2 separate regions of the Homo sapiens genome follow, and region 2 is linked to region 1. The links are chromatin loops, found by intact Hi-C in ENCODE. Cell type or tissue: heart left ventricle. All regions are shown on one strand. Links, peaks and the distances in the headings refer to the core of each region. The heading gives the core; the rest is flanking DNA.

Region 1 (15,677 bases), core at 3,518-11,517:
GGTCAGGCATTTTAGACCAACCTGACCAACATGGTGAAACCCCGTCTCTACTAAAAATACAAAAATTAGCCAGGTGTGGTGGCGTGGGTCTATAATCCCAGCTACCCAGGACGCTGAGGCAGGAGAATCACTTGAACCCCGGAGACGGAGGTTGCAGTGAGCCAAGATCGTGCCACTGCAGTCCAGCCTGGACGAGACTCCATCTCAAAAAAACAAACAAGCAAAAAAAGAAATGGAGTTCAAGAGTCAGACTTCAGACTTTAGCTAGAGATATACAGTTGGGAGACATCATAGAGATGATATTTAAAACCATGAGATGACAAAATCATTAATACCATAAATGTAGATGAAGAGAAGAGGTCCAAGGACTGAACCCTGGGGCGCTTTCACATTTAGAGATTTGGGAGACTAGGAAGAACCATCAGAAGAGACAAGGAACTTCCAGAGAGGTAATAGGAAAACCAGGAGAGAACATTTGTTTTTTAATTTGGCTCAAGGTGGGGAGATCAGCTGTGTCAAATGCTGCTGATGTGATAGGTTGCTAGATCAATAACAGAATTGCCTATTATATTTAGTAATGTGGAGTTAGTTGGATTAAAGCATTTTTGGTGGAGTGGTAGAGGCTAATATCTGATTGAAATGGGTTCAAGGAGAATAGAAGCAGAGGATAGGAAGAAACAGCAAGTATAGTCAGTACCTTAAAGTTCCTTAAGAGGGCTCTGCTATAAGGGAATAGAGAAATGGACAATAGCTCCCAGGAGGTGGGTTCAAGAGGTTTTCGAGGGTTGTTCTGTTATTTTTTCAGTTTGGAACATAACAATATGTTTTGCCATTGGGAGCAGTGCAGTATAGAGGGGAAAAAACAAGTGATACTGGAGTGGGAACATTGCGGGAACAGTGTCCTTCAGGGGCTAATACACAAGTGGAGCACTGTAACAGGAGAGAGCGCAAAGGCTGTGGGCACAGATGTTCAGTAGTGGGAGCTGGGAGAAAGTCTGATTGCTTCTATTCCCCTGTGGAGGTCATCCGCTCAGCAATGAGGAAGCAGGGAGTTGGAGGTTAGAGGAGACAAAAGAAGCTATAAAAGAGTCATCTAGGAGAATGGAAGGATAATTGAACAGGGTATGTGCTGTATGATTGCGAGGCAGTTCTAATCACTTCTAAGGTCAAACCCACAGGAAAGAATATAGTTGTAAACTTTGAATACCAATGTGTTTTTGATTTGCCTTTTAAAATACCTCTAGAAAAGCAGGTAGGGCTGGGGCGAGAGTAGTCCTTAGATTATAATATAATTTCTAAAATGGAGTCTATTGTATTTCAAGTGGCTGTGGTGGGTACAAACATGAATCTGATATATGTGTGTAGGCCTAGAGGAACAGCAAGTTTATTTCCAGCTCCATTGCTGAAGGATGATTGTGTGTGTTCAAATTTTAAAAAGCACAGCTTGGTGAGCAAAGCTCTAGACTGAGACAGATCTACTAGGTCCAAGGCTTGGCTTCTCTTGCTAACCCTATTTCCCTATTGGTACCTAATTTTCACCATCTGAAAATAAAAATCCTTATTTTCCTTAAGGATTTCTTAAGGCATTCTTAATTGTATTAATAAGTTAACTTATTAGAGATGATAAGTTAGATGATAACTTAGCTAGAAATAGCCAGAAGACAGCTTGGACTAAGACAGTGGAAGATCTTGAACGCAACACAATGTGTTCACATCTGATTCTATTGGGACATTTGCAACATTGATTTCCATACCCCATCCAGAAGTCCAGGGTGAAGCTTAAACATCTGTATGCTTCACAGCTGACTGATGTTCAGCCTGCATTGAAAACCACTGGTCTAGGGTAGAGGTTGGCAAACTATGGTCGACTGGGCAAATCTGGCCAATTGCCTGTTTTTGTAAGTAAAGTTTTATTGGAACACAGCCTATTAATTTACTGTTGTCTGTACCTGTTGTTGGGATATAGTGGAAGAGTTTAGTAATTGGGACAGAGACCTGTTGGCCCGCAAAGCCCAGTATATTTACTATCTGGCCCTTTACAGAAAAAGTTTGCTGTCCTTTATTCTAGGGGATTCTGGGTTTTTTTTAATGGTAATGATATGAGTATTATTTTTGTCTCATTTTTTGCAATGTAGAGTCCAGATATTGTCTATGGTTGATGAAATAAGAAACAGAGGTTTGACTGTATTTTTTAAATTGTGGGAAGAGGAACCTACAAAGGATCTGAAAATAATGAACACGGGTATACCTGCAGGGACAAGGAAGATGGGGAGTATGCATGAAAATCCCTTCTCATAGCGGAAAGTCCCCAGATGTGTCTGAAGTCAGCAAGTCAAGAAACAGCATCATAAGCACAGCAGTCACACATGCGGTGGTGGCACCAGAAGGACTGAAAAGGAATGGTGGGGGCAGCCACTTAAGAAGCAGCAGGGGGCACAGAGCTGTTATTTTTTAACCATGTGTTGTATTTCTTTGATTTTTAAAAAGTCGAGACAATTTTAAATAAAATCTTTCTTCTAATTGCAGCATTTACCCTCCCATTCCAGGAGAGGAGAGCTCTCTGAGGTGGGCAGGAAAGAAATTTGAGGAGATCCCAATTGCACACATTAAAGCATCCCACAACAAGTAAGTGGGAAGGGAAACACTGGGCAGGTCTAGCGTGAGATTCTTTCCACTTCACAGGGAAAGTCAGGCTTGGCCCTGAATACCCCGGGGTAGAAGTGAGGGTGCTAAGTGCTGCATGATGGCGCTAATGTAGGGCACCGTCTTCCTCCTCACTTGAGGAACCACCTGCCATCTTACACAAGTTTCATAAAAATGTGAAATAGGGTGGGCATATCCTAGTTATAAGAATTCTTTGCTTTCCTTGAGAATAGTGTTTCCTGGTTTTGCTCAAGAGTTGGAAGGAGTGTATGAGGGGCATATGGTCCCACCATGAAGGTGTTTATTAAGTGTTGCTGGTAGGGAATGGATGATATATAAATTAAAAGATATGATTCAAGATATTAATATGATTTATTAATACACTAACCAGAATCTAGACCTCTAAATAGATATTGTCCCTTTAAAGTACTCACCACTCTGGGCCACTGTGCACTGGCCTCCACCTTGTAGAGCTAAATGTGGATGGTGAGTTTAAAGTGACAAGACTAGTGTTCTTGTGTGGCTTACAGACGGGGACAGTGCCAAGGGAATTCCCAAACATATGCTGCCAACAGAAGCATTGCTGGTATTAGTGACAACTTTACAGGTTGGCCCCCACTTGGAAATGAGATCAGTATTTGGTCACAGCCAACCCACCCAGCAATTTAGAGACCAGCACAAGAGACTACAGTCATGGGCTAAAGTGTGTGGCACAGATGAAATGCTATAGGATTCATTTCAGCATTTGTCAGATAAATGTAAAGTGACAGCAATTGGATTTCTTTTTCTTCCCCTCAGACTAATAAGGACATAGGCTAACTGCATTTAAGTGTCTATGGTCTACTCTATACAGCACTGTTTAGGCTGTCACAGAGACAAGCAATTACGCATCTATTCAATATGGAAAACCCTAGAAGCTCTGGTAGGGGGAATGTCAGAGCCATAGCCAGGATAACAAGTGGATGGCCCAAGCCCGGGGCTGACTCCAGCAGGCCTCCCCTTCAGTCACTTCTCCTGCCTCCTTCTGTGAGCTCTCAGAGCTCTCCAGACCAGAAATAGGATGATGATGACTAAAGGGGAAATCAAAGCATATCTGAGGATTTCTTAAGGCATTCTTAATTGTATTAATAAGTAACTTATTAGAGATGATTAAGAAAAAGTTGTGGGTGGATGCAGTGGCTCACACCTATAATCCCAGCACTTTGGGAGGATCACTTGAGGCCAGGAATTTAAGACCAGCCTGGGCAACATAGTGAGACCCAGTCTCTAAAGAAATACAAAAATTAGCCAGGCGTGGTGGCATGCACCTGTAGTCCCAGCTACTTGGGAGGCTGAGGTGGGAGGATGGCTTGAGCCCAGGAGTTGGAGGCTGCAGTGAGCTATGATTGTGCCACTGCACTTCCAGCCTGGGCAACAGAGTGAGACCCTGTCTCACAAAAAAATAAAAAAGAAAAAAAGAGAAAAGTTTTACTTGTTTAAAATAATTTTTGATCATGGAATATAGTGTCATAAGCATCAAAAGTATCCAATATGAGGCCGGGCGAGGTGGCTCATGCCTGTAATCCCAACACTTTGGGAGGCCAAGGCGGGCAGATCACCTGAGGTCGGGAGTTCAAGACCGGCCTGCCCAACATGGAGAAACCCCGTCTTTACTAAAAATACAAAATTAGCCAGGCATGGTGGTGCACGCCTGTAATCCCAGCTACTCTGAAGGCTGAGGCAGAAGAATCACTTGAACCCGGGAGGCGGAGGTTACTGTGAGCCAAGATCGTGCCATTGCACTCCAGCCTGGGCAACAAGAGCAAAACTCCATCTCAAAAAAAAAAAAGTAGCCAATATGGTAATATTGCTAATATTTTTTTAAGAGTCCTTCTTTTAGAGCTATGTACTGAAATATTTACAGACAAAATGATAGGTCTGGGATTTGCTTCAAAATAATCCATTGGTGAGGGGAGTGGGGTGGGAACAAGGTTTATAGATGAAACTGAATTGGATATGAGTTGATAATTGTTGAAGCTGGTTGATGAGTCCATCAGATTTCTTATGTTATTCTCTTCACTTTTGTGTATATTTAAAACTTTCCCCAATACAGTCATTTTCTGGGTGATACTTAACTAACTACTCTCAGATTATGGAGCGCTCTTTAAATTATGTGACTTACCAGTTTTCAGTCAGGTTTAGGGGAGAATTCTGACCTTTCCTGATACTTCCTGTAGGAGTTCAAAACATGTTCATCTGAGAAGCTCAAAGTAGAAGCAACTGAATTCCTTTTTCTTTCTCACCCAGGCTTCTAGGGGCATAGATTAGCTCTCTCTTATTTCCCTGAAGAAGAGTTGTATCCTATGTGCTTCTTCTACTTTTCTCAGCACACAGATCCAGGTAGTCTCTGCTAGTAATGAGCCCCTTGCCTTTGCTTCCTGTGGCACAGAGGGATTTCGGAATGCCAAGAAGGGCACAGGCATCGCAGCACAGACAGCAGGCATAGCCGCAGCGGCGGTAAGTGTGTGTTCCTTCTGCTTCCTTCTAGTGTGTGTTTGCTTTCTGCATGGCTCATCACTGAGTGGAGAATCCTCATTATACTACCCATTCAGAAGCAAGGGTTTGTCATGGCAGCTTTGATGCCCTGATTGGAGCATTGGTTTGAAAAGGTTTAGTGAAAGGCTCCTCTTTTTTCTTTCTCTCAGCTTCATTAGAGGTGAAGCCCTTGTTGGTTCATTCTAGGATGTAAGAGCCAAGATACCAAAGGCTTGAGAACCAAAGACCCCTCAATTTAAAAACCGTTAGCCAGGTCTGGTGGCACCTGCCTGTAGTTCCAGCTACTTGGGAGGCTGAGGCTGGATGGCTTGAGCCCAAGAGTTTGAGGCTGCAGTGAACTATGATCTCACCACTGCACTAAAGCCTGGGCAACAGAGAGAGACCCTGTCTCCAAAATAAATTAAAAATAGGCCAGGCGCGATGGCTCACAGTTGTAATCCCAGCACTTTGGGAGGCCAAGGCAGGCGTAAGAGATCGAGACCATCCTGGCCAACATGGTGAAACCCCATCTCTACTAAAAATAGAAAAATTAGCTGGGCGTGGTGGTGCGCGCCTGTAGTCCCAGGTACTCGGGAGGCTGAGGCAGGAGAATCACTTGAACCCAGGAGGTGGAGGTTGCAGTGACTCGAGATCACACCACTGCACTCCAGCCTGGTGACAGAGCGAGACTCCATCTCAAGAAAAAAAATAAAAATAAAGACCAGTGGTTTGGGGTTGGGAGAGATATGATAGTCTATTTGGAGAGGACATAGTATCGTGGGGACTCATGCAATAGCAATACCAGTTCCAGTGTGAACTGTCGTAGACCTTTTTTAGAAGCAAATTGGCAAGGTGCTGCTATTGGTATAGTTATTGAGCATCTACATGTGCCAGACACTTTACATTCATTATCTTGAATCTTCAGAGACCCTCAGTATTATCCACATTTTCATAAGCCAATTGAGATTCAGAGTGTGTGACTTGCCCAGAGCCATGCACCGATTCAGTTCACTGATCGGAACCCAGATTGGTCTGGGACCAAAGCCTGCACAATTTCTACTATAGTACAGGCCTTACAAATGTTCAGACTCTGCCAAACCAGATGTATTTCCTGAAGGAAAACCTTGACCTTCAAACAAGGGAAGGCACCCCAAAATATTGATTGCATGTACTATCATCAGAAATCAAAATGCTGTAAATGCCCAACCATGGACAGATCATATACTATGAAAAGAAGTATGTCACTGTTCACAGTGGCTTCTGCATGGTGAGTCATGAATGATTTCTGTATATTTTCCCATTTTTATAATGAACTGCCTTTATTATCAAGAAAGTAAATTTTAACTCTAACTGCTTAGAGATTTTAAATGATAATACTTTTAAAGTGGGTATTTAGGTTCAGCCTTGAAGCCTAGGGTGGCGCCTCATGGTCTGAAATTCTGCATTTGCCCCCCTGAGAAAAACCTGAGCAATATTTAGAAATTTCCATTAGGTGGCGGTGCTGTCCTAGGCTAAACAGATCACAGTCACGTGAATTCTGCAACCTGCCAAATTCTGTGGTCTCTGCTGGCGCCTGTCCTCCACTATAGCCATCTGCCCTTTGCCTCCCTGTTTACTTCTCTGGATGCCCTTTCCCTGAGCTCACACACCCCTTGCTCTAGGAGGCAGTAGCAAGAGATTTGGATGCAGTAGTTCTCTCTCCGGGGCACTAACCACTCTGCTTCTCTCCAGAGAGCTAAACAAAAGGGCGTGATCCACATCCGAGTTGTGGTGAAAGGCCTGGGGCCAGGACGCTTGGTAAGTTACAGTGATTTCCATAGTGTACTTGCCTCCTAGTAAGTGTGAGAATTTGGGGCTTGAGAGCAGAGTACAGGGAGAGTAGAAAACACCTTTTAGTGGATTTCCATGTTTGCTTGAAGTTCCCGTCTGTTGTTTCTATAATTGACCAAGCCCCTCAGAGCAAGCCTAGATCACTTAGTATAATTCATCAGACACTGAGTGCCTGCTGCGTGCCACGCACTGGGAATGGGAAGGTGGTTCCTGGGGGAACTGTCACAAACAAATCCCTTAGGACAGACTGGTGAGCGCTGTGGTAAAGCATGTGCCCAGATCGCTGGGAGCCCATCAGGGGATCCCGAACCTAGCAGGGATAATCTTTCCTGATGATCATTAGCACAGATAATCTTTAGCTTCTTCAAAGAGGTGACATCTCTCTGACTTTGCAGGAATAATGAGGTATCAGGGAGGTGGAGGCACAGCAGGTACGGGGGGACATTGCAGGCAGAGAAAACTGCCTGAGTAAGCTACAGAAGTATGATACCCAAGGTGTGCCAAGGTCTACAAGAAGTCTTTGTTCGCAGATCGTAAAGTGCAAAGTGGAAAGTGGTGGGTACAGTTTGAGAGGGGAACAGTGTGAAAACCTGGTTAAAGGGTTTGGGTGGAGACCTTTGTGAGAGTAGAATAGGATTGGGATTATAGGTATCAAAGCCAGTGAGCATCTCACCCCTCCGTTCCCTTCTCTACGCCACCCTGTCCCTCTCCGAACCCTGCCTGGAGACACTGGATCATCATTTCTGGGACCATGTCATTCTACTTTTCCTTCTGTTCCTTCCAGTCTGCCATGCACGGACTGATCATGGGCGGCCTGGAAGTGATCTCAATCACAGACAACACCCCAATCCCACACAACGGCTGCCGCCCCAGGAAGGCTCGGAAGCTGTGATGGGAAGGAGGCCTGCACTTGGACCTGACCTCAAGCCTCAGCTCCAGTGGGACCTTGTAAAATGCTCCCTGTCAGAGCTCTCCAGAATATGCTTGTTGGAGATCCTTCAGGCAGTAAGGGAGAGTTTTGCCTCCTTACACAGTGGCCTTTGCTTGCACCTCCAGCTGGAGATGGGTGTGCCCCAGAAGTAAGCTTTGCATCTCTTACAAGAGGGGAGCTACAGGGGCAGCCGTGGCCTAGGCCCAAACTCTGCTCTGAGAAAATAAATATCTGTACCACCTGTCATAATTTTGAGATTTTTTGCTTTCAGAGTTACGTAATTCCTAATTCCTCTTGAAAAAGAGAGTGTGAAATGAGGTGAGGCCTCAGATGAAAGTAAAATATAAATGTGAGTTGCTATTTACCAGACACTTCTGGTTTCAGATATTTCTTTTCTAGCCCCTTACCCAAGATTTCTAGAGCTAATCCTAGTAACTTTTCTTATTAATGACTTATAATTTGGCCCCAAATTGGAGCTTTTTGCCACCTACCTCTGGATTCTGATGGATTTCGCCATTATGGGCATGTTTAAAGTTAGCCCTAAACACAGGATTTTCTACAAGTGGACAGTCAAACTCCCCACACTAAAGTGGCAGTCATCGTTTACACTCCATGGGCTTCAGCAGTCCCAGCACTAACGAGAGAGTGCCCTAAAAGCGGGGAGGGTAGAGTTGTACAAAACATGATTCTTGGCCAGGCACGGTGGCTCACACCTGTAACCCTGGCACTTTGGGAGGCCAAGGCGGGTGGATCACTTGAGTCCAGTTAGAGACCAGCCTGGGCAACATGGTGAAACCCCCTCTCTACTAAAAATACAAAAATTAACCAGGCATGGTGGTGTGCGCCTGTAATCCCAGCTACTCTGGAGGCTGAGGCATGAAAATCGCTTGAACCCAGGAGGTGGAGGCTGCAGTGAGCTGAGATCATCCTACTGCACTCCAGCCCAGGTGACAGCGAGACTGTCTCAAAAAAATAAATAAATATAAATAAAAATTTAAAAAAATTAAAAAAAAAAACCTGATGATTCTCTAGAAAATAGGGTGGATGGCAGGATGGGCTTGAGTAGAGTCCAAATCTAGAAGTGCAGAAAGCAAGTTGATAAGGAACCTGGGTAGTGCTGGCAGTGGGGCACAACTCAGGACCCCCAGGCAGGACTGACTGCTCCTCTGTTGGGGCTCTAGGGTTCCTGGATACGGCACAGAGGCCAAAGGTGGGGGCTCTAGAGACACGACCAGAGAGTCCCCTCTTCCACAGGCAAAGACTAAGGGTGAGAGTATCACCAGAAGCTGAGAAGGAGTGGTCAAGTACACAAAAGCACTGTTCCTCCCAGATGAGTGCAGGAAGGGCTGCTGACCAGAAGGGGAAGGCACTGTGGAGTTTTACTTCTGTGTCCAGCCAGCTAAGTACTGTGATCTGCCTGAACTCAGTATAGGAAAAGACACAGATGCCCCCTTAAATAGGCAAGAGGCTGTGTTAGGACAAAGAAAGGAGGAAGATCACGAACCAAGACATGAATTTAGAGGAAAAATGCCTCCCTACTGCCTTCTCTTTAGTCCTTAGCAGGTCCTATGAAGGCCATCTTGTGACAGTGACCAAAGAAGCCCAACCGGAGGCTTCTTGGATCAAAGCCACTGTCGGAAGGAATTAGACTGTTTCACCGCAAAACTACATATAAACACAATGCATTAAAACATGGTGCACTTGAAAATTGCACTTCGCGATTTGATATGGTTTGGTGGACAGAGGGCCCGTAGCCATCAGACAGTTCAATCAGGGTCTGAGCAGGAAACAGCTCACAAGGTTTAAGAGAAAAGCTCAATGAAAGCTCTTTGCAGAGGCATGGGTAAGATTAAGGAAATAAAGAAGGTGGACTACAAAGCAGCTGCCACCCTAGGCTAGAAGAGGCAGGGAAGAACAGTTCCTAGAACCTGGCAGGAGCTGCCACAGCAGCAGAGTGCACCTCTGCCAAAACCATGGCCTGAGGGAGAGGGAAGAAATGCCTGGCTGTTCCCGGCCTGTAGTCCCTTGCTGGGGTCCCCCTTGGCTGATCCCAAAAGGAAGCAAAAAGGAAGGGAACTCAGTGTTGTGGTACTTGGAGGCTCAGCCTCCCAGGCTGCAGAGTGGATCTGGAGGGGCACGTAGAGGATAGTAAACACAGGAGGCTTCTGTGGCTTCTGTAAGTCCTCCATACACCATAGGTTTTTATTTTGGTTTTGGTTTTTGAGTCTCGTTGTCACCCAGGCTGGATTGCAGTGGTACGACCATGGTTCACTGCAGCCTCAAACTCCTGGGCTCAAGTGATCCTCCAGCTTCAGCCTCCTGTGAGCATCTGGGACTACAGGCGCATGCCACCACACATGGATAATTTTTGTATTTTTTGTATTGAGACCAGGTCTTGAACTCCTGGTCTCAAGCAGTCCCCCCACCTCGGCCTCCCAAAGTGCTGGGATAACAGGCGTGAGCCACTGCGCCTGATCCACACACCATAGTTTTTAAAATGTTATTTTACTCACAAGAGGGCTTTGGAAAGGAAGATCCTGCCCAGCAGAGCCTACATGCGCAGACAGGACAGAGGACCCTTAAGGATCAATGGTCTTGTTGCCGGAAATGGATGTCTGGCGCAACCCCCGGAGCTAGTTTTGGGGAGGCCGCCTTGTTGACTGTGCACTGGAAAATGCACATTGCTTTATCGTGAGCTCTCGGTGCACAGTGTGGTTTCCAGGCTCTGAGTGGCCAATAAAGCTGGTGCTGTCTTAAACTGTACTGTCTCTTAATCATTTGTCTTGGCCTCTCAGAGACTGACCTTCCCACCCCCATGAGAGACCAAGGTACCTTCACTGAAGGCTGACCAATCTAGGCGGTGATTATTTACCTAAAATGCTGGACTGCCCTGTCCCTGCTGCCACAGCCCATCTCAAACAGCAGGTCTCTCCTTCCTGAGAAAACAGGTGGAATGTGTGCTTGCACTTCCCACAGGCGGAAAGATGCAAGCCCAGCATGTGGGTCCCAAGTATTTGCACAAGCAGGGTGTTGGCATCAGCTTGTGTGACACACTTTGTTGTCTTCTGGCAGCAGAGCCTCAGATTATTTCTACGGATGCATCTGCAGCTTTGCTTCTAAGGCTGGCTGCACAGGACTGGCTACATAAGGAAAGCCTGTCCTCCTACACTAGCAAAAAAACAGATGCAATTTCTTTCCTTTCAGCATAGACGCGACGTTTTCACATCTTTCTGCCAAGGCTATCACCTGACACCGAGATGTACGGTCACTGCCAAAATAAGCCTGTTTACCACTAGAGTCCCTGAATGCTAGCAGAATTTCACGGGCACCTTGGGAGAAAGCATTTACCAACTCTATTTGCCTGTAACCAGGCTCTGACATGTCTCTTTAAAAAAAAAAAAAATGCATATATACCTTCCTGCTGGACTTTATTCTTTTTCTCTACTCATTTTTCTCCTATTCTGGAAAGACACATTGCTTTTGAAACCTGGGTACTATCAGCCTAAGGTGATGAAGCTGTCACTTGCCAAAGCAGAAATTATCCATTCACCAAATTAAGCCAACATGGGCTAGTCCACAAACATGGAGGCCAGGCACTGGGGGAACAGGGCTGGAGCTGTCCCTACTCTGGAGTTCACGCTCTGAGGAGGCAGGACAGGTATGTGGCTGAGTTAGAATGGAATTCCATAAAAGAGGCACAAGTGATATTGGCGTTGGAGTGAAAGACCCGTCCCCTCAGCTTCAGGGCCGGAAGGGAAGTCTTTGTGGAGGAGAAGGCATGCAAGAGGAACCATGGGTGAATGAGCATCCTCAGGAGCTCAAAACAGCATGCAAGGCTGAGGGGTGAGAGGTCATCAGGTTCCTGGTTCCCACTGAGTTGACATGGTGGGTCACACGGTTCGGACTGGATAGGGAGACTGGATGGAGAGAATAGCTTACCAGAGGATTCAAGAGAAAGGAAGGGGTCATAAAACTTGCAATCAGGCCAGGTGCAGTGGCTCACACCTGTAATCCCAACACTTTGGGAGGCCGAGGCAGGCGGATCACCTGAGGTCAGGAGTTCGAGACCAGCCTGACCAACATGGAGAAACCCCGTCTCTACTAAAAATACAAAAAATTAGCCCATCGTGGTTGGCGCATGCCTGTAATCCCAGCTACTTGGGAGGCTGAGGCAGGAGAATCGCTTGAACCCAGGAGGTGGAGGTTGCGGTAAGCCGAGATCACGCCATTGTACTCCAGCCTGGGCAACAAGAGTGAAACTCCTTCTCAAAAAAAAAAACAACAAAAACAAAAACAAAAAAAAACTTGCAGTCACACCAAGGTTAAAGAGCAGTCTCCACAAATGGGATGGACAAAAGGAGGTGGGTGTGTAGACAGCTGCAGTCAACAGGAACTTCAGAGTTAGAGATTCAAGAGAGAGCTCATTCACAGGAGAGGAAGTGAGGCACATGGGTGTCTAAAATACAGTCGAAATACAAGTCACTGAGGTTTAAGTCAAGTAATTATGTGGACAAAGAAACTTACCTTGATGCTGAAGCCTGGAAGTAGATGTCAGGGAAAAGGATAGAGAAGTCTATGAGGTTCAAAGTCCCTAAACAAAGTGGAGTGGCCCATAGTGTAGGAAGCAGACCAAGAATTCAGGAAGGCAGAAGTAATAGATCGTATGCACTTCAAAAGAGAACGGCTGTCAAGTAGGGGTGGTGGAACAATATCCCTGGAAGGGCTGAGGAGAGGGGAGCATGCTGACGCCTATCCCTGTCCACTGGGTGGGAGGTGGGGGTGGCGTGCACAGTGCTGGGGAAATGATGGTGATGAGGCTGTCTCTCCTCAGTAGACTGAAGGTGTAGGGACCGTGGTGGGAAGGCAGCGGCTGTGGACGCAGATGCCCAGAGCATGGAGAATCAGAAGAGCCTCTGGGGGCCTGGAGGTGTGGGGCCAGAGCCCCTCAGGAGCCAGGAACTGGATTGGAATCTATATCTAATACCCAACATCTACTCTGCTTCCACCCTGACTTTATAACAGAAGAATTTCAAAAGCTCAAAAGCTGTGAAATGATGTTTAATCTTACTAGTAATCAAGGACATAGAAGCTAAATGCCTAAGCATCATTCCCCAAATGTAGAGATGCCAATCAACGCCATAGTGGGATGAGACAGACCAGGAAAACTACAGAGTAGGGAAAAGAAGATGGCCAAGATTGTAAATGCAAGGAAGAGAGACTGTGAAGGAGGTGGGACAGAGGGCTTAGTCGGAGTGCAGGTTGCTGTCCAGAAGTCTGATAGGAACTCTACAAGATGAGGTGCCCCTTAGGTTTAGCCATGTGGAGGTCATGATTCACCAAAGGGAGAGAGGGTCAGAGACAGTGGGAGGTGAAGAAATAGAGGTTGGGCCAAGAGTGCTGAGTTTTCTAGTAAAGTCTGTCTCGTGGTGATGGAGAATAAATGGGATCAGCAGTTTCCCCTGCACCATGATGGACCAAGAGTCGGGGTGTGCAGAGGAGACGAGAAGAGGCTTAGAGCTGTGGAGAAGCAGACCTCAGCCAGGTGGCTGTCTCCCCTCTGAGGGAGATAGCGGTGTGGGACCCCAGGGACAGGCATGCCCATTGTAAATTGGGAACAGCAGTGTCTGATGTGAGCAACGTGGGCACCAACAATGGAAACAAAATGTCCTTGGAATCAGTACACACAGGGAATGTTTCGTGTTCTTTCCGACATTCTACACCGATTGTTCTGAAACAAAAAGTGTGTGCTCTCTCTCAGCTCTTACTGGGGGAAGGTAAATACCTAGAGCCTCTTCAGAGGGAAATTTGGCAATATCTGTCAACACAAGATGCAAAGACCTGTGGCTTCATAATTCCCTTCTAGGAATGTATCACATAGAGACAGCATCGCTGTCCACTAGAACTCCTTGCACAACAGAAATGCCCTATATCTTCCCTGCCAGAATGGAAGCCACTAGCCCCACATGGCTCTTAAAATGTGACTAGGAACTGCGTTTTAAATTCTATTTAATATGAATTAATTAACTTTGAAATAGCCACAGGTGACCAGCGAGTGTGGGACCACAAAGCTATAGATATTCTTTCCCATGTGTACCAAGTATGCAAAGATATTTTTGAAGGTACTGTAAAAGATTGGAACCTAAATGTCCATCAATAGGGGGCTAGTTAAATTACAATACAGTACATCCAGATAATGGAATGTTGGCCCTGAAACACACCAAGATGCTTTGCTAAGTGAAAAATAAACGAGTGGGGGCAGAACGTTGTGCACAGTGTAGTTGCTAATTTTTGTAGAAAAGGAGAAAAGGTGTGTACATACATGTTTGTGTATGCATTCAGTATCTGGAAAGACATATCCCAAACTGGCAGTGTGCTCAGCTCCAGGGAGGGAAACTGGGTGACAGAGTAGCAGGTGGAAAGCAGACTCAACTCTTTACCTTCTTCACCTTTAGAAGTAGGTGCTATATTGATGTTACTTATTCATATTAATTAATGAACCAATTAAAATAAAAATAAAGAACTTTTTAAAAAAATGTATAGATGCTGCAGTCAGGCATTACATAAATCATCTGCTGAAATGTGCACATAACATTTTTTTAGTATATATTTGGACACACACGGACCCTGTAACACTCCCCATCTCCACTGTTGGTCCAGTATTTGGGGGAAGACATCTGATTTGGCTCTGAAATTTGTTCTCGTAATTAATCTGGCTTCTCTCTGCTGCCCACCCAGGTTCAAATAAAACTATGCACATGCTCCCAAATTAGCATAACAAGTCTTGCCAGAAAAGTCAGCCTCGGTGTCATTATTGCTTGGCTGGGAGGAGGAGGCAGAGAGAGCAGGGCGATCTGTTTCCATAGTGCCCTGCGGCAGCTTAACCGCCTAGGATTTGCGTAATCCCCTTGAACTAAAAAGAAATGTCAACTGAGGGGCAGCATGGTGTCACAGGGGGCCCTGGCTGGGAGGACACCTGTTGTCTAGACCCAGCTTGAGCCCAGACTCAGCATGCAGGCTGTCAGGCCACACTCCCTCCCCAACACAAGACTTCAGTTTCTCAGGACCATGAGGGGGTTGAGTGGGACGCAGCTCCAGCATCTAAGGAGCCTACAGGTCCTTCGTGGCTGGGAAGAAAGCCTGGATCCTGACTCACTAAGCTGCTCTGAGGGAGAGCCTCAGGGATGTTACACAAGCCAGATTCTATGCCCCAGGGAATCCAATTAGTTCTCCCCTAGACTCTAGGCCAGGCCCGCTCCCTGCCGATGCCCCCCACCTGCCACCCTGCTCAGTTGCCCATTCCTTCTAGCCTGCTGGGCTGAGAAGAGCTTAGGCTTTGGAGTCACAAAGACCAGGGTTTGAATCTCAGCTCTACTGTGTGACCTTGGAGGAATGGCTGCATCTCTCTGAGCCTCAGCTACTCCCACTTTCACAGGACTGGCAGGGGGATTTGTAAGGCAACTGTGTACTCTGCTCAGGCACAGCGAGTGTCATCCAGGCTGGCCCTGCCTTTCCTGCCCTGCCCTCCCAATCCTCACACTGCTAAGGTGGCAGCTTCCATCCTCGCAGGGCCTTGGCTGATTCTGTGGGGCCCTGGCGGGGAGCACAGTGGTGAATGCAGATGCATGCCCATCTTGTTGCTGCTGTTACAATTATTAATTATTTTCAAATATTTTTCCTGTAATTTTAATCAGAAAAGTCCTGTGGGAGCCAATCACCCATCTTCCTAATTCCTTAAATTCATCCAACTGTAGATAAAGCC
Region 2 (15,677 bases), core at 2,929-10,928, 94 kb after region 1:
CACTATCTGCATTAGCCGCAAGAGGAGTGGATGGGAACAAAAGCAGGATGAGAGGCTCTTGTTCTTTCTCTCTTTCTAGAAGAGGCTAGCAGAGCTCTTCTCACCTTGACATTTAGTGGCAGATATTCATTACCCTAAATATTACACCACCAGCAACAACACCCCCATCATCATCATCATCATCACCAACCTGTTAATCAAAATAATTGCAATCACCATTTAGTAAATGTTTACCATATGCCAGATGCTACTCATTTCACCTATATTATTGAATTTCATCTGTGAGGACTCCGTGAGGTGGGTAGTATCATCCCCATTTTACAGATACACAAACTGAGACAGTTTCACTTGACCCTTTTTTGGATCCCCTACCCTATTCTTGCTTTGCAAGGCTCACTTCCTCATGCTAAATCCTTTATTGCTGTTTGCAAAACATGCTCAGTTTCTGCTTGCATTTCCGCAGCCTTCGGATTTCAAATCCAAATTTTTTAGAGTCAGGCATGTTCTCACTATATTGCCCGGGCTGGAGTGCTGTAGCTATTCACAGGCATGATCATAGTGCACTGCTGTCTTGAACTCCAGCGTTTGAAGACATACCTTCCCCTCATGCCCTCGACTAAATGCTTACTGCCCAGGAGGGGCTTTTCTTTATCTTTGGTGACCCTGCAGCCTTCAGTCTTTCCCAGATACTCTCTTCCCACTGCCTCTGGCACCTATTTGTGCTCAGGCAAAGGGATGAGTATTGTTCTGCTTGATTTGGGGGAAAAGAATAACTTGTGGATTGAGCTCATAGGAACATGGCACCGGCTGTTTGGGGCTTTTGCTGTTTTACCAAAAATAGCAAAATCTCTTGCCAAAAATCAATCTCTCTCTCTCTCTCTCTCTCTCTCACACACACACACACACACACACACACACACACACACACACACACACAGCTTTCTCTTGGCTTGAAAATATTTTGAGGGCACATTGCTCTTGTTCACATGGCAAAGAAAAGTGTGGGTTTCAGTATCAGGCTGACTTGGGTTCAAACAGGCTATACCTGAGCTGGGTCATCATGCCCAAGAAGCATGAGTCAGGGCTGAAATCTACTCGCTGGCTCAGCCAAGCCCCAAGACCTGGCCCAGGGCTGCATCAGCCAAGGAAGGAGTGCCTTTTCCCAGCTGGTCTTCCCAGAAGACTTGCCTTTTTGCAGTGCACCCACTCAGAGGGGGAGTCTTTTCCTAATGCACACAAAGGTGCCTTATGTGAGGGGCAACCATGGTTCAAAGCCTATTTTGCCTCATGCTAGCTGTGCTGCTTAAGACAGGTGACTGTACATATTTATTGTCTTCAGCCAATAATTTGAGAACCCTGACTCTGCAGCAGGCACTGGGCCAAGTGTGGCAGGACCAGTGTGACAAAGTCACGATTCCTGCCTCAGAGAAGCCTGCAGTCTAGTTGAGAGATCCTCACCAACAGTTGGATGGGCACTTAACCTAGCACTCCCAGAATAGATGCTATAGAAGATGCTGAAGGAATGGTGTTCCAGGCAATAGGAACTGCACAGGAAAAGGTAGTGAGATGTAAAACAGCATAGTATCTGCAGAGAACAAAGCACAGTTTGGCATTCCTGAAGCACAGAGAGTCAGGTGGGCTACAGCAGGAGAAAGGGAGAGAGCCTCTGAGGCCCATTTCTCTTATCTCTAAAGCAAGGATGACTATTACCTCCATCAGTGCGGGACCTGATTAGGTATTCAATGCATGATTGCTTCTATGCCCAGGTAGTTTTGAAACTCTGTTGCCCAGATTGGAGTGCAATGGCATGATCTCAGGTCACTGCAATCTCTGCCTCCTAGGCTCAAGCGATTCCCCTGCCTCAGCCTCCCGAGTAGCTGGGACCACAGGCACGCACCACCACGCCTGGCTAATTTTTTGATTTTTTCAGTAGAGATAGGGTTTTGCCATGTTGCCCAGGCTGGTCTCAAACTCCTGAGCTCAGGCGATCTGCCTGCCTCGGCCTCCCAAAGTGCCAGGATTACAGGAGGGAGCCACTGTGCCCAGCCCTAGTTTTGAAACTTCTCAAAGGCAGGTACCGTGTCTGCAGCTATACCCTATCATAGCACACTGCAGCTTTGAGCACCACTGTTTGAAGACATACCTTCCCCTCATGCCCTCGACTAAATGCTCACTAACCAGGAGGGTCTTTTCTTTATCTTTGGTGACCCTGCAGCCTTCAGTCTTTCTCAGATACTCTCTTCCCACTGCCTCTGGTACCTATTCATTCTCAGGGAAGGGGATGAGTATCAGACACTGTGCTGAGAATAAAATCTGTGTTAAATAAGTAGTTTTTGATTGTCTAGTGCTAGCACATATTAAAGACCTAACAAGTATTTGTTGGATGAATGAAATAAGCCAGTCCTGAAACCTGGTCCTTACCTCCTAGATCTGCCTGAGATATGGGGTTGGAGGAGGGTCTTTGGAGAGGAACGAGAAGGAGGAAGCACATCAAAACCTTCTTTCCAGAGGGAGTAGCTGCTTGGACCATAGAGCAAAGCCCTGTGAAGCATTTTCCTTAAACTGGAGGCCCCTGGGTTGCCATAGGGCCTCCACTCTCTGGTTTCTGCTCTCAGGGGCAGGACAGGGGAGCACGGCTGAGGTGTGAGTGGCCAGGGCAGGGGTGCAGGCAGAGCTCCAGTCCCAGAAAATGACTGCTCATGTCGTTCGCTGGGAGTGTAAAGAAGAGGCTGGGGGCTGAAGAGGCAAAGCCCAGGGAATATAAGAAAATCTTAGCTGCAGGGAAAAGCGCTCTTCTTCGCAATGAAGGCAATGAAATTAGAGGTAATTGCAAGACACGGAGATTCGATAAAACCTAGGGAGGCGATCAGGTAAGGGGGGCTGGAACTAGCTTGGGAGATGGAACAGCTGTTCCTCCCCTCCAGCGCCACTGGTAATAGCCCCTGTGTTGTTAGAATTGAACAAACAGTCCTTCCTGGCCCCAACCAGCGATGCCCTGTAATGGGGGCAGCTGGAGCAGCCAGAGGAGTGGGGGTAGCTTGCCCACCTATGAGACACAAGCTTTCCCCCGAGACACCACACTGTGCTGGGGTCTGGAAGCCCAAGAATGGTAGAGCTTGGACCTGCTGTAAGGGCAGAAGGCTAATGGGGATGACTACCATAGGACTGACCTCCCTTTCACCTGCAGGCCACAGGCCACCAGAGGCCCTAGGAGGAGCTAGGGCATGCCCTCCTTCCCTGTCCCCCTGTGTCCTTCCTTTCACTTGCTGAGGATACAGTGGTGAGTAATTCACACCATGAAACAGAATGAAATGTGGAAAGTGCTGGTTAGGAAGCACAAGGCCACGTGGACGCATACAGCAGGTGACAGCCCAGCCCAGGTGCTCCTCAGTTTGGGAAAGTCTTTAAGAAGAAGGGGTCTTTAGTGGGGCCTGATGCATGGCTCTGGGGAGAGGAGTCAGTAGGAGGGGATGGTAGCTGAGAAAGCACAAGCACCTTCTGGAAGATGCATTGCACTTCAGAGGCAAGATTTTCTTTCTTTTCTATTTTTTTAAAATTTCTTACTCTAATCTCATGACAGATTAGGGAGGCAGGTTTTGAAGAAGGTTGCTGATGAGATAGAAAAGCAACCTGAGGAGATGCGGTGCGAAGAGTGACCATGATGAAATTAGCACAATGGCTTTGGGAACTGGTGATCCTGGGCTCTACCTGGTTGGCCCTGACCATGGGAGCCCTGGGCCTGGAGCTGCCCTTGTCCTGCTGGGAGGTCCTGTGGTGACTGCCCGCCTACTTGCTGGTATCCTCCAGGTGCTATGCCCTGGGCACTGTGGGTTATGGAGCGGCCACGTTGCCTGATAGCAAGGACACCATACATGAGCTGCATAATCAGAACCAGGAGCCCAAAGCTGACTCAGCCCACAGACACCCTACCCTCATTCCTGCGCAGACAGCCCTCTCTCCCATTCCCCATTAAAGAGCAAGTTTATTTTCTAATAAAAGAGAGAAACGAAAAGAAGAAAAGAAAAGAAAAGCAACTTTGGGGGGAAGGACTATTACACTGAAAGGAATTACAGTGTCAATGCTTAGGACTATTACACTATTACGCTTAGGGGAAGGACTATTACACTGAAAGGAATTACAGTGTCATGCCATCGCAATTAACATGTCCCACAGCGAGGAATAGCTCAGAAACTCCACGAAGGCCCTCAGGGGACATTAAGCAGCAGCCAAAGCCAATGGTGATGAAAACCAAGGCATAATATTTTATAAGTTTATGATGAAATAAGTGCCAGAGTAGAACCCAAACTGGACAGATACCAAAAGAACAAGACTGTGTCCTTTGCAAGAACGTGGATGGAGTTGGAGGCCACGATCCTCAGCAAACTAACGCAGGAACAGAAAACCAACCGCATGTTCTCACTTATAAGTGGGAGCTAAATAATGAGAACCGATGGGCACAAAGAGGGGAACAGCAGACACTTGGGCCTACTTGGAGGTGCAGGGTGAGAGGAGGGAGAGGATCAGGAAAAATAACAATCAGGTACTATGCTTAGTGCCTGGGAGAGGGAATAATCTGTACAATACAGCCCTGTGACACAAGTTTACCTACATAACGAACCTGCACATGTATCCCTGAACCTAAAATAAAAATTGAAAACAATAAATAAATAAATACAATATGTCAACAAGAACATATGGGAAGAACCATGCCCAAAATGAAATAGTACAAAATGGTCATGCTTGGGTAAGGGATTGTGGCTGATGTTTCTTTTGTTGCTTGTTTAAACAAATTGTTTTTCTTTGTTTGTTTGTTTGTTTTTCTTTGAGACGGTCTCACTCCGTTGCCTAGGCTGGAGTGCAGTGGCGCAATCTTGGCTCACTGCAACCTCTGCCTCCTGGGTTCAAGCAATTCTCCTGCCCCAGCCTACTGAGTAGCTAGGACTATGGGTACCCACCACCATGCCTGGCTAATTTTTGTATTTTTTAGTAGAGACGAGTTATGATCTCACCACTGTACTCTAGCCTGGGTAACAGAGCAAGACCCTGTCTTTAAAAAATAAATTTAAAAATTAAAAAAAATGTAAAATTTAAAACATGAATAACAGCAAAAAATGGTAGGTTTAGAAAAATGTTGTTTTCAAGCTGCTTGTTATTTCCCTTCTCCCTCAAAACAAGGTCATTCATGGCCGTTGTCAGTGAAAACAAATTATGTTTCCTTCATTCTGCAGCCCAGAGACATTGTGTTCTGCTCAACTCAATCCAGCTCAGTAAGGTCTTTATGTGAACATCTTCCCTGCGAAGGTCACCTGCCTAAATGCTAGGGCTGTGGGGTGAGGGAAGGAGACACAAGCAAAAACAAGGGGAGCCCTTGTCTTCAGATTGACTGGAATATAAGGATGAGGAAGGGAATTAGGTTAGAAAGAAAGATGTAGGAATCTTTAGAAGAGTCTCTATGCTAGGACTTGCTCTGCAGGTAGTGAAAAGTGAGGGTGTGATAGGATTAGAGTTGGTTCTTAGGAAGATCATTCCAGGAGCAGTGGGAGGACAGGCAAGAAGAGTGGAGTCAGGAAGGTGAGAGAGCCCACAGACTGGCCCATGCTTCCAGGGGAGGAGAGCAAGGCTGGGGAAGGACAGCAGTAAGTGCAGCCAAGGAGCCCCCTCTTATTGGCCAGCAGGCTTCTCTTAAGTGTGGCAGGCAGGGAACAGGCTAACTCACCCTGTCTTCATGCCTGAAAGAAGAATGCACCCTAGGGCAGTGGTTCCCAACCTTGGCTGCCCAGTGGGCTCAACTGAGGAGCTTTAAAAATACTAGGTCCTGGGTCCCATCCCCAGATAGTCTAATTTAATAGATTTGGGGTATTTTGGAGCTTTCAGAGGATTCTAATGTGTGATCAAGTTTGAGAGCCACTGCTTTAGAGCACCATCAAACACACGAGGAGTCCACGCTCCTGGTCCCCAGGCAAGATCTCATGCTTCTGCCTAGAAGAGATGCTGAGCAGCTGGTCACTCTTTTTATTGGGCTCTGAATTTGAAGCTTTTCTGGGGATGTGACAACTATGTCCTCTGCAGCATTGAGAGCACTCAGCTACTTTGGCTCAGTACTACTGATGGCGTTCTGCCTTCTGATCTCTCCTCCTGTGTTCCTCATCACTATGTGTCCACTTCCTTCTGTATGTCCATGCCTTTACCATGCAATTTTGGGAGGGGCAGGAAGAAACCACATGTGTTCAGGGTAACATCTTGACCTGGAAACTCCTTTCTGTCTTTTATGGGAACAGGGGTGCCGGGGAGATTCTGGGCCTTGGGGACATCCAGTCTTCCTAGTCCTCAATGGCTGAATACAGGAAAAAGACATCATTTTAGGTATATTTATAAAGCAGCTGAGCTCTGTCTCAAGATGGCTAGGATGAGCATTTGGAATAAAAAGTTGATATTTGCGATATGTAACCAATACCCGCAGTAATTAGGCATGAAGTTTGGCCACCTCTTCTATGGGTGAGGCCACCCAGAGTTATTCTTGTCTTTCCTCCACCCCATTGAGCATCTCCGATGTGACAAAACTAAAATGCTAGAGGCCTGGGTCCAGCACATGAGGCCAGAAAAGAGTGTAGGTACCTGGGAATGTCAGTGCCATTCAGTGTGACCACAGTAAGGGCAATCACCCGGGCAGCTCTCCCAGGAATCTGTCCTTGTGGCCAGCCAGTGGGGTGACTTTCCAGAGTCCATTCCCCTGCCAGTCTATAAGTGGCAAGCTTGGGAGACAGACAGCCAAGGTCCTTTTAGGGATGTGGCTAGCAACCTCTGCCAGAAACCTAGCATGGGTCAGAGGGATAGTCAGCTGCTGTGAACCACTAGATGCCCTGTCACCAACATGGGGCAAGTTGAAGAGGTAGGAAGAGGGAAGGGAGCAGTGGGGACGCCTTCCCCTGCCACTTTCACAAATCATTACTATCTGCTGGGGGCTGGGCCCCACAGTGCATCTGATAAGGTTGTTAAGTCAGCCGGAACACCTGCCCGGCCATCTGGCACTTTTATCCTCTAGACCGGGCCACACAGGCCTCTTTGCCCACCTCCTCAAAGGCAGTGGGCTGCAGGGGTCCCAGGACACCTGCTGGGGAGAATGAGTGTCCCCCAGCCACCCCACCGCCAAGCCCCAGGTGCTGCAAGGCAGCATTCTGGGTCCTCAGGTAACACTTCAGAAATCCTTCTTTATTTTTTTGAGAGATGGCTCCCTAGCAGCAATGTAGCAGGGGTGGGGGCCCCCGCTAAGGCTGCCTGGAGTTTAAACACAGGTTGATTCTGACCTCACTGAGATAACAGAGCAATGTAGTAGTGAGGCTGGAACAGGGAGAATTTAACCACGGCTTTTTCTTCTCTTCATATCAGACTAAATTGGAGCAGCAGCCCAGGGATCATTAATCATCTCAAATGCTGGGCTTCAGAATCTTATCTCCAGTATAATCACCTCATCCCCTCTTCTGGGCTCTGGAAACCATAGCATTTGAGGAGAAAGCACAGTACCTATGTTAGCAGATCTTGTTAGGCGCTATCTAGCAGCACGTGACCCGTTAATGTATATGTTTAGCTGTTCCAATTGAGTTCTGATTTGTGTTAAGAAAAACACAACTGGGGTTGCTGGAAATGTTCTGTATCCTGGCCCAGATGATGGTTATACATTTATAAAACACCATCAAGCTCTACACTTAAGTGTCCTTTATCCATGTTCTCTCTGTCTCTCTCGCTATCTCTTCCTTATCCTTCTATTAATAAGTTTTTTGAAGAAAAATAGGCCGTGTGCAGTGGCTCACGCCTGTAATCACAGCACTTTGGGAGGCCGAGGCAGGTGGATCTCCTGATGTCAGGAGTTTGAGACTAGGCTGGCCAACATGGTGAAACCCCGTCTCTACTAAAAATACAAAAAATTAGCCAAGTGTGGTGGAGCATGCCTGTAATCTCAGCTACTTCGGAGGCTGAGGCAGGAGAATTGCTTGAACCCGGCAGGTAGAGGTTGCAGTTAGCCGAGATCGTGCCATTGCACTCCAGCCTGGGCAACAGAGCGAGACTCTGTCTCAAAAATAAATAAATAAATCTATTTTTTAAAAACAAAAGGCACAATTGAGTGATACTAAACTCTCAAAAGTAGCAACACCACCCTTGCAACCAAGGGGCCTAGGCTGTGTGTGCGTCACTGTAACCTTAGTGGCTGGATCTCTGGCTGCTCAGGGCAAGGCAGTAGAAGGGGGAAAAGAGGTGGAATTTGGAGGAAAGCACATCTGTATTTGCATCTTGACCCTGCCATTTTCTATGTCACTGTGGACGAGTCATTTGGCCTCTCTGCTCCCCAGTTTCCTCACCTGCAAAGTGGGGATGATATTGCCTGTCTTACTGGTTGTTGCGATTAAGATGATTAAATGGCAACATCTGGCACATTGAAGGCACACACCAAATGGCAGTGCTCATTACCATGTAATAGCTGGCTTCTCCTGCTTCCCCTGTCCTCACCTTACCCTGTCACACCTAGCACCTGAAATAAACTTTGATGTTGCCTGGCACCCTGTCCTCTCCCTTCACCTCCCCTCACCCACCCCAGGATTTCCGCTCCTCATTTCTTTTTATTTTTTTTGAGACAGAGTCTTGCTCTGTCACCCAGGCTGGGGTGCGGTGGTGCAACCTCAGCTCACTGCAACCTCCGCCTCCTGGGTTCAAGCGATTCTCCTGCCTCAGCCTCCCGAGTAGCTGGGATTACAGGTGCCCACCACCATGCCTGGCTAATTTTTTGTATTTTTAGTAGAGATGGGGTTTCACCATGTTGGCCAGGCTGACCTCAAACTCCTGACCTCAGGTGATCCGCCCGCCTTGGCCTCCCAAAGTGCTGGGATTACAGGCGTGAGATACCACACCCGGCCAGCCTTGGCTCCTCATTTCAACTGCAGAAGTCCTGCTTATATGACTTGGCCTGACCCATGCAGGTGCTGCCACCCACTGCAGCAAGAGTAGGTCACTCCTTTCTAACATCCATCCTTTGAGATCATCCCAACCCTGACTCTGTGGTCAGTGCCCTCAGCAGCAGCATGGCCCCAACTGTACCTGTGGGCTCAGGAGACACTGGGTTGGAATTCCCATGGTGCATGCAAAGGACATCAACAGCTACTCAACACTTGCCACTGGGGACCAGGGAGTGGTGGTTCCTTAGAGCAGAGGGTATGGGTGGGTGCTATGGTCTGAATGTTTGTGTCCCCTCCAAAATGTATGTGTTGAAATCTAATCCCCAATGTGAAGGTAGGAGGTGAAGCCTTTGGGAGGTGATTAGGTCATGGAGGTGGAGCCCTCATGAATGAGATTAGTGCCCTTATAACGGAGGCCTCAGAGAGCTGCTATGCCTCTTCCACCATGTGAGGACACAGCTAGAAGGCTCCATTTATGAACCAGAAATTGAGCCCTCACCAGACACTGGATCTGCCAACACCTTGACTTTGGACTTCCAGCCTCCAGAACTGTGAGAAATCAGTTTCTATTATGTATAAGCTACCCAGCTTATGGTGTTTTGTTATAGCAGCCTGAACTATGACAGTGGGGCAGACCCAGTGCTATTTGTGTCCACTCAGGAATGCAGACCAGTCCAAGGTGAGGTGTTCCAGAGCCTGTCTGTGCTGGGTGGACACATCAGAGGCATGAGACTCACCCATGCACACCCTTTTCCAGCATGCATGCCTGTACTGCAGTGAATTTACTTTCCTTTATGAACCACCTACATTTGCAAAATCACTCCTTCCTAATGAGCCCACGTTTGCTTCCCTCTCATGCCAACCAGAAGCAGTCTAATCCCTTTTCTACACTCTCAGCATCCAAATATTTGAAGATATTCGTGTCCCTTGTCCTCGAAGGGAGCCTCGTGCAGGTTAAAGATCCCCTGTTCCTTCAATGGTAGCTCAGACATCAGCCTGAAAAGCAGCTCCTTGCTGTGGGCCCTGCACCATTTTCATCACGGAGGTGGCAAGAGATGAAATGACGATTTTGTCAGTGGGCGATTTTCAGACACAGACCCTTAGGAAAGCATGGCTATTATCACAGCAGCTCCCAAGTGCCCACAACAGGCCCTCCTCTGTGCACTTCACACCCTTTTACCATCCTGCACCAGCCCCCACTCCCCTCTCCGATTGATTCCCGGTTCACACTAATTAGGCTTTGCTTGGACTGTAACAGGAACGAGAGCTTTGCCATTTTCTTTAAGGAAGCCATGTGAAAGGCTGACCTGCTGGTGGTTGCCAGGCAACCCTGATGATCCTACAGGAGAGACAAACTCGAGAGCGACAGGGCAAGAAAGCCTAGTTAGCAGCTATTGAATATGATCTCTGCTGCACCAAGAGGTGTGAGAAAGTTCTAGTCAGATGTCTTTTTAAAGGGAGTGCGCATGTGTGTGCATTCGTGTGTGTGTGTCTGTGTGTTGGAGAGGCATAGTCAAAGGGAGCTGGGAAAGAATAAAGTAGTGTTATTATTTCAGGTAGAATAATAATAACATACTGTGGCAGGAAAATATATTGAAATATTATACTTTATCTGTTTGCCTTTAGTTTTCCCTCCTGCCCCCTCAATTCTAGTTGCTGGGCAGAAGTTGCCCTTCCTCACTTTGGAACAAGACAGAAAGCAGAAGCAGACAGTAGGCAAGGCCCTTCCCCTCTTTTGTAAAATGTTAAGCCACAGAACAAGGAATTGTGTGAGGAGTCTTGGAAGGTGGAGCAAGAGAAGTGTGAAGTTGGAGAAGCAGGATTTTCTGGGGACAATAAGGAGACAGAGGTCTCTGAGTCTCCATTGCTCAAAGACCTGGACATGGCCAGGCACAGTGGCTCACACCTGTAATCCCAGCACTTTGGGAGGCCAAGGCGGGTGGATCACCTGAGGTCGGGAGTTTGAGACCAGCCTGACCAACATGGAGAAACCCCATCTCTACCAAAAATACAAAATTAGCCAGGCGTGGTGGTGCATGCATGTAATCCCAGCTACTCGGGAGGCTGAGGCAGGAGAATTGCTTGAACCCGGGAGGCAGGGATTGCGATGAGTCGAGATCATGCCATTGCACTCCAGCCTGGGCAACAGGAGCGAAACTCTGTCACAAAAGAAAAAAGACCTGAACTGCCCAGCAGTGCTCCTAAGGGGATGGTGACATGTCAGATGGGTCTAAGCACCTAGGCTCCCAACCTCACCAAGTGTTCCTTAACCCACACACGACACAGTCCCCTGGTGAGAAGGAACTATGCAGAGGGCACAGTGCATAGTCCAGGGAAGTCTGTGGAGCTGGGGAGCTACAGAGGGGCCAGCCTGGTAGGTTGGCATCTGAAACAACCCAGAACATTTGCACAGCCCTGATGGCTGGGAGAGGAAACAATGACTTAGATTGCACTTCCTTCACATGGAGGCAAAACAGGGACACAGAATGGATTTCATGTAGAGCAACTCAAGCTTTTTAGGTGAACACTTTGCTAGTCTCTACCAAACTTTCAATGTCACCTCCCAATAATTTCATTTGTGTTAAGAGGTAACATTTATTGCACTTTTACCATATGCCAGCAGTGTTCTAAGAACTCCACTCTAACAACACAGGAGAGTATCTACTTCTCCTGCACGCTTACCATCACAGACTATTTTCAATCTTTAAAAATGTTGCCAATCCAACCGTTGTGAAAAATGGCATCTTATTGTTCTTTTAATGTACATAGCACTGAGTAATAAGTTTTCACTTGCATTTCTGTATCATTTGCATTTTAACAATGAGAATAAGTTCATGTATTAACTTGTATATAAAATTAAAGTATATCAAAATAATGGATCCATATGCACTTAAGAATACGGTCTTGAAATATGCGAAGCAAAAATCCATAGAAAAACAAAGTGAAATTAATAAATCCACAGTGGAAGATTTTTACCATATACATAAGATATCAATCAAGTAAGCAAAAATAAGTAAAGATTTGATAACACAATTAAACTTAATCATGTACAAAATATATTGCAATTGCATTATATATGTACTTATACATATATGTATATGTATACACACACAACGTATACATATAGACACATACATATATACATATATATTGCTATAGTCTGAATGTTTGCATCATCCCCAAATTTACATGTTGAAACTCCAACCCCCAATGTGACGATATTAGGAGGTGAAGTCTTTTGGAAGGCAAAACACTTATTACTGGGACTGGTGTTCTTAAAAAGAGGCCCCAAAAAGCCCCCAAAAAGCCCCCTTGCCCCTTCCACCATATGAGGACACAGTGAGAAGGCACCATCTATTCACTAGGAAGAGGGCCTTCACCAGACTCTGAATTTGTCAGCACCTTGATGTTGGACTTCCAGGCTCCAGAACTATGAGAAATAGATTTCTGTTGTTTTTAAGCTACCTAGTTTATGGTATTTTTAATAATAGCAGCCTGAATGGGCCATGACATAGACACAAAAAACCACGCATAAATCCAATAAAACTACGTGTATACACACAAACAGTATACAGAGAACACTCTCAAAAAGTTGATTGTACCATCTGCTACAAAGAAAAACTGGATAAATTATAAAAATCAAAAGTCATAAAGAGCTACAATCTCTGAACACCGTGAAATTTTTTTTTTTTTTTGAGACAGAGTCTCTTCCGTCACCCAGGCTGGAGTGCAGTGGCACCATCTGGGCTCACCGCAACCTCCGCCTCCTGGGTCCAAGCGATTCTGCTGCCTCGGCCTCCCAAGTAGCTGGGACTACAGGCACCCGCCACCATGCCCGGCTAATTTTTTGTAGTTTTAGTAGAGACAGGATTTCACCATGTTAGCCAGGATGGTCTTGATCTCCTGACCTCATGATCTAACCGCCTTGGCCTCCCAAAGTGCTGGGATTACAGGTGTGAGCCACCGCACCCACCAGAAATAATATTTAAGATTAGTAATTGTTTTAAAAGGATAACCAAATTATCACCTGCTTAGAAAAATAAAATATTTTCCTAAATAACTATTAGGTTAAAAGAAAATTTAAAAATAAAATTACACTTTACTTAGAAATGAAAGACAGTCATCTTTTCTGGTTTTCTTAGAGGGTAAAAGAAAGAAATGAAAGACAACCAATTTGTTTGAAGATGTAAGTGTAAACCAAACTAGGTAAATTATAGGTAGTTAAAAAAATAATCTTGGCACAGGAAAAGCCTTATTAAATATGACACAAACCTCAAAAATCCCAAACAACTGATACATTCAACCACCTAGGAATTTTTTCTTAATGTGGCAAAAACCACCATGGGTAAAGGCAAATGATAAACTAGGAAAAAATATTTACAACTTATATGACAGACAAAAGACTAATTTCCTAATATATAAAGATCTCCTATAAATCAATAAGAATATAGACTACCAGCCCAAGAGAAAACATGGCCAAAGGATATGAATAGAGAGTTCACAGAAAAGAGAATTTAGGGAAATGGCTCTTGGCTGAGTGTGGTGGCTCATGCCTATAATCCCAGCACAGTGGGAGGCCAAAACGAGAGGATCCCTTGAGCTCAGGAGTTTGAGAACAACCTGGGCAATATGATGAGACCCCATCTCTGTAAAAAAACAACAAAAACCATAGTGGCACATGCCTGGAGTCCCAACTACCCGGGAGGCTGAGGCAGGAGAATGTCTTGAACTCAGGAGTTTGAGGCTGCAGTGAGCTGTGATCTCACCACTGTACTCCAGCTTGGGAGACAAAGCGAGACCCTGTCTCTCAAAAAAGAAATGGCTCTTAAAACATATGACATGATATTCTATTGCACTCATAATAAAATTAATTGTAAAATAAAACTCACTGAGATATTGAGTGAAAGAAGAGGACACATGGATGATTATATTCATATAAAGTTTGGAATTTTAGCCAAACTAATTGAAGGTGTTAAAGGTTAGATGAGTGGTTATCTTGAGGGCCAGGGAGTGGGAGGATAAGGGAAAACTTCTGGGTGCTGGTAAATTCTATTTCTTTCTTTTTTTTTTTTTTTTGAGACAGAGCTTCACTCTTGTTGCCCAGGCTGGAATGCAATGGCACAATCTCCGCTCACTGCAACCTCCGCCTCCCAGGTTCAAGTGATTCTCCTGCCTCAGCCTCCTGAGCAGCTGGGATTACAGGCGCCTGCCACCACACCGGGCTAGGTAAATTCTATTTCTTGATTTGGGTGCTGTTATAGATTAATTTACTTTGTGAAAATGAATGGAGCTGTACACTTATTGGTCCATATTTCTTTCTTTCTTTTCTTTTTTTTTTTTTTTTTTTGAGATGGAGTCTCGCTCTGTCACCCAGGCTGGAGTGCAGTGGCATGATTTTGGCTCATGGCTGCAAGCTCCACCTCCCCAGGTTCATGCCATTCTCCCGCCTTAGCCTCCCGAGTAGCTGGGACTACAGGTGCCCGCCACCATGCCCAGCTAATTTTTTGTGTTTTTAGTAGAGATGGGGTTTCACTGTGTTAGCCAGGATGGTCTTGATCTCCTGACCTCGTGATCCGCCCGCCTCAGCCTCCCAAAGTACTGGGATTATAGGCATGAGCCCTGTGCCCGGCTGGTCCATATTTCTTTATGCTACATGTCAATAAAAATTACTTTAATATACTGCATTGAGATATTATTTTTCACTGATTAGGTTGGCAAGGAGCAAATCATCTGGTGGTGAATTTTGTTAATAAGGGGAAAAGGCTTTCCTCATGTATTACTGATGAGAGTGCAGATTAATAAAGCTTCAATAAGGAGATGACATTAACATCTGTAGAAATTACTAATGCACATACCCTCTGGCTGCATTTTCATCTCCAGGAACTTACCCTACAATAATACTTGCACCTTTACAATGACATAATGCATGCCCACGTCATTGAGAGACAAAACAATGGAAAGCTAATTAAACATCCATCAACAGGGAACTAATTAAATAGTGAGAGCAGTGGCTCATGCCTGTAATTAATCCCAGCAATTTAGGAGGCCAAGGTGGGAAGATCGCTTGAGCCCAGGAGTTCAAGACCAGACTCAGCAATATAGTGAGACCCCGTGTCTATTTCTGAAAAAAAAAAAAATTGACCTATGGTTTTGTATAGAGTTGGCATTAGAGGAAACTGAAAAACACACACATCAATTATCTCTACTATTCTTGCAACTTTCCATAACTCTAAAATTATTTAAGAATAAAAAGTGAAAGAGATTCGAAGCGGTGGCTCATGCCTGTAATCTCAGCACTTTGGCATGCCGAGGCGGGCAGATCACCTAAGGTCAGGAGTTCGAGACCAGCCTGGCCAACATGGTTAAACCCCGTTTATACTACAAATACAAAACATAGCCCAGCGCGGTGCCATGTGCCTGTAATCCCAGCGACTCGGGAGACTGAGACAGGAGAATCACTTGAACCCAGGAGGCGGAGGTTGCAGTGAGCCAAGATCATGCCACTGCACTCCAGCCTGGGCAACAGAGCGAGACTTCATCTAAAAAAATTAAAATAAAATAAAGCAAAAGAAGAGTTAACAGAAGGAAGGTTGGTGACACATTTAAAAAAGAGAGAGAGAGGAAAAGAGTCAGAAAAGCAAAATTAAACAATGCCTTAGGTACCTGTGTCTGGTGAACAATGTCCTACCTCCAGGAAATGACAGCCTACTAGGAGTTTTATCCAATTGTGGA

The links. Hi-C counts contacts between places; a loop is a spot of excess contacts. Peaks named below come from ENCODE experiments on the same cell type or tissue, not always from the same donor. Only the 100,000 strongest peaks of a DNase experiment are listed, where the experiment ranks them.
Region 2: a loop joins it to region 1, with 2.6 times the contacts of the local background. A loop is called at or near these places in 2 of 110 quality-filtered maps.

What each region holds. Positions count from the first base shown.
Region 1 is chr15:88,470,101-88,485,777 of GRCh38, forward strand. It overlaps MRPS11 (mitochondrial ribosomal protein S11), which reads left to right. Exons shown (of 6, transcript NM_022839.5): 3 at 2,527-2,625; 4 at 5,010-5,139; 5 at 6,889-6,954; 6 at 7,772-10,676. The coding sequence ends at 7,879. Among named protein-coding and RNA genes, the nearest start is that of MRPS11, 10 kb to the left of the region's middle. RefSeq lists an enhancer at 14,402-15,191. In heart left ventricle, for the core only: CTCF peaks have their summits at 6,643 (motif pointing right) and 6,842; no DNase peak of the experiment used is centred there; H3K27ac peaks cover 487 bases.
Region 2 is chr15:88,564,635-88,580,311 of GRCh38, forward strand. No RefSeq gene overlaps it. Among named protein-coding and RNA genes, the nearest start is that of DET1, 26 kb to the left of the region's middle. RefSeq lists an enhancer at 3,796-4,295. In heart left ventricle, for the core only: no CTCF peak of the experiment used is centred there; DNase peaks (open chromatin) are centred at 6,677 and 7,117; H3K27ac peaks cover 1,309 bases.